2 separate regions of the Homo sapiens genome follow, and region 1 is linked to region 2. A link is a loop called in an ENCODE intact Hi-C map of the cell type or tissue named here. Cell type or tissue: heart left ventricle. All regions are shown on one strand. Each heading gives the region's core, and the rest is flanking DNA. Links, peaks and the distances in the headings are about the cores only. Region 1 overlaps NCK2 (NCK adaptor protein 2). Region 2 holds the start of ECRG4 (ECRG4 augurin precursor).

Region 1 (4,386 bases), core at 187-4,186, 320 kb before region 2:
ACTTTAGGCATAGGAAGCTGTGGAGGTGCCTGGCCCACTTCCTGTCCCGGAGGCCTCGCCTGGATTCTGAGCTTCTTTCCTGCTTCATAAACATTCAGGGGGGTTGGTCATGAAACACTGGATGAAATTGGGTCACAAATTGCCATCAGGAAGAGTTGGCTGCTGCATAACCCCCTCTGTCCACTTGTGGAGAAACTGACCCTGTTAACCGTCGGGCTTGCTGAAGGTGCCTTGCAGGTGGCTGTGCTCAGTTTTCATGCTTTGTGTTTTGCTTAGGACACGCTGCATACTTAAATCTTCTTCATCCTTGCTCTGTTTGACCCTGCCATATTCCCAGGCTTTGTCATTTACATTTTCGGTTATTTAGCTTTTCCAACAAACAGCAGATCTTATGTACACAGTACTATATTTGAGAAATGCACTACCATCCATATTAAATACACCGGAAATCTTCCTTGCATGTGCACAGACTGGATAACCTTTTAAAATACCCTAAGACTCCCGGAATGGCGCAGAATGCACTGGAGTCCTTTACTTGATCAGTTGCACTAGCTTAGTTTGCCCTGGATAGACCAGGCTGCGAGGCTCTATGGGACACCCATTTTTCTAACTGCTCAAACTGGCTTGCCGTGTGCACTGGGGGAGACAGGGCTTGCGGAAATCATTCTCTGACATTAAAAATGAGGCTTAAAGACTGAAGAGCTCAGAATTGCTTGCTGGAACTACAGGGGAGGATGATGAGTGATGTTTGGAAAAACAAGTAAGCTAACTTTTTTCACAAATGAACTGGAAACTCCCTACAGCTCACTTCAGATGCTTAGGAAATTAGTTTTCCCATCCAGAGGGTTTGCGAGTGGCACTTCCAAATGGTTTCTGTTTCCTAAAATGAGTGATGGAAATACTTCACGGCACGTTTTCAAAGGGCCTAAGCTAAAATGTGATTTCGTGTATCTTGTTCCATGCCTGAGTTAAGGCAACTCAGAAGAAGGTCGTGACGGCCTTTTAACGGGCTATCAAAAGTGTGCAGCTAAAGCAAAAACAGTTTTGCATTTCTTTAGGCCATTTAGTAGCACAATTAAAAAATTAGACTCTTTTCTTTTCCTGCATTTTCCTTTGAACATTTCCCAAAGTATGTTTATTTCTAAAGGTAAATGAACGTTAGCAAGTATTACCTCTGCCCAGTGACACACATCCACATGTGTACTGGCACATACATTCCTACCTCAAGAATCTTAGTCCTTGAAACTGTGGAAATGAAAGTTATTTTGATTGAGGTAGCAGTGTCACAGTGATGTCATACGGTGTCACTGTCCCTGACCAGCCTCTGTGTTCCCTCTCAACTCCTTGGCTCAGTCTCCTCCGTGTCCTGAGTTCTTACTCATCCCAAGGGTCGTCTCTTACTTCTTTTCTTCCCCACATCTTATCAACTCCAAACTAGAGGGGATGGCATCATCTTTAAACTTCCACAGCACTTTCTTTGTGTCCCTGATTTGTCATCTGTGACATTCTTTCCTGCAGTTGTTTTTTTTCTTTTTTTAAGGCAGGGTTTCACCCTGTCACCCAGGCTGGAGTACAGTAGCATGATCACAGCTCACTGCATCCTCGAGCTTCTGGGTTCAGGCAATCTTCCCACCTCAGGCAATCTTCCCACCTCAGCCTCCGAGTAGCTGGGACTACGGGTGTGCACCACCATGCTCAGTGAATTTTTTTATTTTTATTTTTATTTTTATTTTGTAGAGACAGGGTCTTGCTGCTTTGCCAAGGCTGGTCTCAAACTCCTGGGCTCAAGTGAGCCTCCTGCCTTGACCTCCAAAAGTACTGGGATTACAGGCCAGAGCCACCATACCCTGCCCTATGGTTTTTTTGCCTTCATCTTTTCTTTACTAGATTCTGAACCGCTTGGGGGCAGACTGGTCTTGCCACTTATACACAATGAGTGTGCAACAAATACTTATTGAATATGTGAATAATGAGTGCCCAGCCTGTTAATATTGGGGCTCTAGCCTCCCACTGAGATTCAAGTGGTAAGAGACCTCCAGCATTCTTGTAAATCTCAGAACTTCTGTCTACTGTGGAAGGCTTTGACCTCAGGATGTCCAGACAATGGGAGAATTTGGTCTGTTGGCCTCTCTATTTGGCAAATTTTCTGTCATGTGAGTCATTTGTAGTCCTGAAGCTACATTTAAAAACAACAACAGCAACAACAACAACAAAAAAACAAAGCCAACCCCATACTCAACTGTATTACCTGGTGGGCTGGCTGAATGGTTTACTTTTGTAGGTTAGTCTGTTCCTATCAACCTGAATTCAAAACGCTGGGCAGACCGTTTGTGATCCTGGCCTGGTAAGTTAGTTATTTGTGTCACCCCTTCTTTCTACTGTTGTATTGGTAATGTTTTTAAGAGAAGAAGCTTCAAGTGCACTCAGAATTTTAAGTATTGCAGTTGCTTCTTTTGAGACAATTTTGGAAGCTGGGGTGCTTACGTTGCCAAATTGTTAGTGAAGACCGAAAATGCCATGATGAGAGAATGACATGTACTAATGCATGCACGCTCATTCATTGTTTGCAAAGTCCTCTTCACATACACCATCATATTTAATAGTCGAATAACATGGTGCACTTGGTTCTGGCCCTCATTTCTAGGTAGGAGACTGGGGATGACAGAGCTTGAATTTAGGTTAAGTCCTTCTGCAGGCCATACATGAGGAACACCAACGTGTTGCTGGGTAGAGTTGTTTTTTTGTGAGGCAGTTTACAGAACACAGTGTCCTTGGGTATCTGCCTTTGCCGTGTCGCAGCTGTGTGTAGATATTGGTGGAGCAGATTCTGGATGTGAGTTGACTGAGGTTGAGCGGTGTGAGGGGAGGCCGGCAGGAGCAATGTCAGTCTCTCTTGTCCCCACATCCTGGTTATGGGCCAGGGTTACCCTGGAAAGCCTCCTCAAGTTCAGAAAGCTTATTCCTGTTTAGTGCGTGTATTAGTCAGCTCCAGCTGCCTTAAGAGAATAACACACAGAGGCCGGGCGCAGTGGCTCACGGCTGTAATCCCAGCTACTCGGGAGGCTGAGTCACGCGAATTGCTTGAACCCAGGAGGCGGAGGTTGCAGTGAGCCAAGATCACACCACTGCACTCCTGGGTGACAGCGTGAGACCCTGTCTCAAAAGCAAACAAACACACACACACACACACACACACACACACAAAACAACAACAACAGAATGGGTGGCTAAAGCTGCAGACATTTATTTTCTCACAGTTCTGGAGGCTGGAAGTCCATGACCCCGGGGCCGGCAGGGCTGGTTTCTGGTGAGTGTCTCTTCCTGGCTCGTCTTCTTGTGTCCTCACTCACGTAGCCTTCCTTCTGTGAGTGCACTGAGAGAGAGGTCTGGTGTTTCTTCCTCTTATAAGAACATCTGTCCTGTTGGATGAGGGCCCCACCCTTATGGTGACCTTTTTTAACCTTATTTATGACCTTTTTTAACCTTAATTGCCTCCTGAAGCGTCCTGTCTCCAAATATAGTCACTTAGGGGTTAGGGCTTTACCATATGAATTTAGGGTGGACAATTCAGCCACTCCCAGTGTGTCTGTCTAGGTTCCACAACAGGGCTGATGCTTTTAGGAAGACCTGGTGCTCCCATCATCCAGATCTGGGATCTCTGTTTATTTGGGGACACCTACCAGGGATGGTTAGAGTAGTCACAAGTAAGGAGGGAACGTCAGCTCTTTATATATTGGTTGTAGCACCCCATAACAGGGAACAAGCCTTGGTGCTGGCCTTCCAAAGGCTGGAAAGGTTTTAAGTAGAGTGATTGAAGAGAGAGAAAAATCTTGACTTGATTTCATTTATGGAAACTTCTCTTCAACTTAGGTAGGTAGACACTTATTTGGGGGTTGGTTTGTCTTTAATTGAGACCATGATAAAATATCAGTGATATGCAAAGGAAAGTTTTTTCTGAACCCTGGATGAAGAGAGCAAAGCAAGAGGTGGGGCCAATGGCAGCCAGGGTGGAGAGGCCGTCTCCTCTGAGCCTGCCATCTCTGTGATCGTGCAGTCTTTGCCACATGAGCAAACATCCCTTAGCAGAATGTGCATGACGGTGGTGAGGTGCACCCTGAGCGTGGCTGGAATGTTTCTGACCTAGGCCATTTTGCCTTGTTCAGACATAAGGCAGGGGCAATGCCTGCATGACTGACCTCCCTCTAGCTCCAGATCTGTATGTTCATTGATGCTTTGTTTGCTCATTCATTCACATTCATATGAATTATCCAAGTTCTTAGTGGTCATTTCCACCATCCCAAACCATTTGCAGCTTCTCCTGCAACCTGCCCGCCTTCTCAGTTATATTCCCCATCACCGACTCACTCGGTTATCCTTGAATTCTCC
Region 2 (4,386 bases), core at 288-4,287:
GGCTGAACACATGAGTTTAGCGGCCCCTCTGAAGGCAGAGTGAGACGCTCCCTGCTACAGAACACTCTCTGGTCATATCCCGATTAAGTGAAGATAATTTATTTTTTTTTAGATAGTGTCTCGCTTTGTCACCCAGGCTGGAGTGCAGTGGCGCAATCTCGGCTCACTGCAACCTCCGCCTCCTGGATTCAAGTGATTCTCCTGCCTCAGCCTCCCAAGTAGCTGGAACTACAGGCACGCACCACCACGCCTGGCTAATTTTTGCATTTTTGTAGAGAGGGAGTTTCACCATGTTGGTCAGGCTGGTCTCAAACTCCTGACCTCAAGTGATCTGCCCTCCTCAGCCTCCCAAAGTGCTGGGATTACAGGCGTGAGCCACCATGATCCCCCTTAAGTGAAGAGAATTTGAATGTCATATTAGAAGTAGATATTGGTAGCAATTTGGGGTAAGGGGGATGATCTCCACAGGATAAATAAGATTACAGCCATTATGTTTAATGTATGTTCTAAACCAATCCAAACAGAATATTGGCTTTTTATGTGCTTTGATTTTTCTTTCTAATGATAAATTTCTTGTCCTCAGGCAAAAGTAAATATATGCCTGGTTACTTTTAAAACTCCTATCCCCTATTCTACAGTTTCCTCAAGGGTTTAGAAGCACTTCCCCAAGATAGCTAGATGTGTAACATTATCCTTCTGATTCTCTCTGACACCCTGGGCAGTATCATGATCTAACTCAGACCCACTTTGCACTTTTTTCTTTGGTTGGCCACCATCTGTCTTTACTAGCTCAATGTTAGAAGACTTCTTTCTCCTTCCTGCTGGAGAAATTCAACTGCATTGCATGGAGAGCTAATTATATGGAGAGACAGTAAGTGCTTACCACTGGAGGGTATAAAAATACTGGCCGGTGTGGTGGCTCACACCTGTAATCCTAACACTTTGGGAGGCCGATGCGGGTGAATCATTTGAGTTCAGGAGTTCAAGACCAGCCTGGCCAACATGGTAAAATCCCTTCTCTACTAAAAATACAAAATTAGCTGGGCCTCGTGGCACATGCCTTGTAATCCCAGCTACTCAGGAGGCTGAGGCAGGAGAATCGCTTGAACCCCGGAGTTGGAGGTTGCAGTGACTGAGATCCCATCACTGCACTCCAGCCTGGGCAACAAGAGTGAAACTCCGTCTCAGGGAGGGGAAAATAAGTGAGAACCTTGGTGAAGGAAAGAGGTAATCAGCTCAGTTCAGGGCAGATCTGAGATGGGAAGACAGGAAAGGTAATCTCACATCTCCATCCTTTTGTAGCCCAGGCCTGGAGAGAATAATTAGGTGACCCGCTCAGAGTCCGTTGGGATAAAGTTGTTCTAGTTTTTGTTCACTACGCCTCCTTTCACGTGTCCTCTACAGTTGAACAGGCCAGTTACTGGGATGCAGTTCTGCGTTTCCCTTGGGTCTCACCTTAACATCGCTCGCTGAAGTGTGCCCAGATTACAGAGCGGGCAAAGGGAAGCAGTGGTTTTGCTCACAGCTGCAGGGCACCAGGTTCCTGGTTTCTCAAAGGCTTTTCTATTGGAGAAGTTTGGGTGAGACGATTTCCCGGACTGCAGCTCTGAACCCAGACTGTGGAATCTTTCAAACTATCTCAAAAACAGCCCCGCCTAAGGCATCCTTAAGAGCAGCTCTGAACTAAGGAAATTCCAAAGCCCACTTTACAAACCAGGCAGAAGCAAGGCCCCCAAGCAGGGAGGGAGGGAGATAGGGAAGAAAGGGGTGAGGAGTAAGGGGAACAGTGGCGCGGCTGGGGCGGGCGGAGGAAGTGGGGGAGCCAAGGAGACACCCCAGCGCTGGGATCCGGCAAGTCCTCCCTCTGAGTGGCCAGGGGGCCTCGTCCCTTCTCCCGATGCCTTCTGCCCTTCCTTGGGTCTCCGGAACCCAGCTTGTCCTAACCGCTTTCGCTGCGGGCAGCGCTGGCCACGCGGCCCCCGCCGCCGGCGGTTCTCCGTGGCCAAGCATCCTTGGCCTTGGAGCCCAGGGGCTGCGTTCCCCTTGGGGCCGGGGCGGGAGAGAGGACCTCGGTGGTACTCGCCCGTGCGCTGGGCGCAGCCGCTTGGCCCTCAGCCCTCTGGCGCGGCGCCCACCCGCTGGGTCCCGCCCCGGCAGCGACGCAGGGATAACCCGCGGCCGCGCCTGCCCGCTCGCACCCCTCTCCCGCGCCCGGTTCTCCCTCGCAGCACCTCGAAGTGCGCCCCTCGCCCTCCTGCTCGCGCCCCGCCGCCATGGCTGCCTCCCCCGCGCGGCCTGCTGTCCTGGCCCTGACCGGGCTGGCGCTGCTCCTGCTCCTGTGCTGGGGCCCAGGTGAGCGGGGCGATGCCAGGCTGATTGATAGCGGCACCAGGGGTTGGCCCCATGTGGCGCTTCCATGGTGCCCGGGGAGAGCGATCGGTGATGGGGTGGCGGCGTAGGGACCCATCCTTAGCCTAGGCAGGGCCAAGGGGTGGTAGAGGACCGGGTCTGGGGTTTTGCACTCGCACAAGTGCGAAGTGGTGCCCTTGTGAGGGTGGAGAGAGTACCGGGGTCAAGGGGAGGGTCTCAGATCTCCCGGGCAACCTTGGGCAAGGAGGGCCAGGCGTCCGAAGGGTGGGCAAGTAGTGTTTCGTGGCTTAACGTAAGGGGCAAAAGGGTTGTGGGGGCTTTACGCAGCTGGTAACCCAGAGGAGGCAAATGGCACCATCACCGCCATTCCCTTCCAGGCAGTCGCTTAGCAACCAAGTTGACTTGCGCTTCCCAGCTGGGTCAAGTTGCAATTTGCAAAGCTGGGCACAGGCCTCACACCCCAGAGAGGGGAAAGGCTCTTAAAGGAGTAATGCTTAATCTTTCCTGCTTCGTGGAGCTCCCAGCGAATCGGTTGAAAACTCTGAAATTCTCTGCTCGCTCTCTGTAAAACGTGCATTCACACGCACACCCAGAATGATGGGTGCTCCGATATCTGATCGCTGGGCTCCACAGGCCCCACTTTAGGAACCATAATCTGAAGCCGTGGTTTGTCCTGAGTTACCACCTTCACTGGGTAGGAGGAACATTTATGGTTCACAAGTGGCCTCAAGGACACATGACTGCCTTTGAAGCTTACAACTAGGGGAGGCAGGGATTGTTACCTCAGAGTTACTGGTGTATGAAGTGACTTGCCCAAGAGCCTGAGACTGGCGCTGTCCCACTGCAAAGCAGCTGGGCACTGCCTAATGTAAAAGGGAGGCTCACTCGGTTGCTCAGTTTCTGTATTTTGCTCATTCGAAACAGGTATGGAAACTGAACTCGAGGTGAGAAGAGGCAGGGGACATTCAGTAGGAGCCCTGGGATGGAGCCCCGGGGTTGCTAAAACAGCAGGAGGCGTGGTGAGGTCTGTTCAGGTGGGGAGGATTATTGTTCCACCTTAGAATCACAGGCGAAGCTAATCAGTCATTTCCCGTTGTATGGTTTACCTGCCTCCCACTCTTTGTTCTTGCCACTTTAAGAAGCACATCTGGGCCGGCCTTGGTGGTTCATACCTGTAATCCCAGCACTTTGGGAGGCCGGGGGGGGGGGGGGGGCAGATCACCTGAGGTCGGGGGTTCGAGACCAGCCTGACCAACATGGAGAAACCCCGTCTCTACTAAAAATGCCAGACGTGATGGCACGTTCCTGTAATCCCAGCTACTCGGGAGGCTGAGGCAGGAGAATTGCTTGAATCTGGGAGGAGGAGATTGCGGCGAGCTGAGATCGTGCCATTGCACTCCAGCCTGGGTAACAAGAGTGAAACTCCGTCGCAAAATAAAAAAAGAAATAAATAAAAGAAGAAGAAGAAAAAAGCACATCTGAATAAGTCAAGTGAGCACTGGCTACAAGCCATTTATTTTCAGGACTTGTATTTTATTTAGTTTATACCAATAACTCAGTTAAAATATCATCACCGAGCTGGGATGTGAAAGTTCTTATACAGTGAAAATATTTTTTTTTTTTTTGAGATGGAGTTTTGCTCTTGTTGCCCAGGCTGGAGTGTAATGGCGTGACCTTGGCTCACTGCAACCTCCGCCTCCCAGGTTCAAGCGATTCTCCTACCTCAGCCTCCCGAGTAGCTGGAATTACAGGCATGTGTCACCACGCCCAGCTAAGGTTTTTGTTTTTGTTTTGTATTTTTAGTAGAGATGGGGTTTCTCCATGTTGGTCAGGCTGGTCTCAAACTGCCGACCTCAGGTGATCCACCAATCTTGGCCTCCCAAAGTGCTGGGATTACAAACATGAACCACCATGCCCAGCCTACAGTGAAAATCTTTATGTAATCCCAAAGGTGACTCTTTATGCCACCTCCAAACTTTTTTTTTTTTTTTGAGACAGGGTCTCACTTTGTTGCCT

Evidence for each region. A loop is a pair of places that touch in the nucleus more often than their neighbours do. Peaks named below come from ENCODE experiments on the same cell type or tissue, not always from the same donor. Only the 100,000 strongest peaks of a DNase experiment are listed, where the experiment ranks them.
Region 1: a loop joins it to region 2, with 2.0 times the contacts of the local background. A loop is called at or near these places in 6 of 110 quality-filtered maps.

Annotation. Positions count from the first base shown.
Region 1 is chr2:105,746,866-105,751,251 of GRCh38, forward strand. The region is part of intron 1 of NCK2 (NCK adaptor protein 2); the gene reads left to right. Among named protein-coding and RNA genes, the nearest start is that of NCK2, 4.1 kb to the left of the region's middle. In heart left ventricle, for the core only: a CTCF peak has its summit at 1,889; no DNase peak of the experiment used is centred there; H3K4me3 peaks cover 1,018 bases.
Region 2 is chr2:106,063,492-106,067,877 of GRCh38, forward strand. It overlaps ECRG4 (ECRG4 augurin precursor), which reads left to right and starts at 2,197. Exons shown (of 4, transcript NM_032411.3): 1 at 2,197-2,352. The coding sequence starts at 2,274. In heart left ventricle, for the core only: no CTCF peak of the experiment used is centred there; a DNase peak (open chromatin) is centred at 2,180; H3K4me3 peaks cover 1,588 bases; H3K27me3 peaks cover 1,949 bases.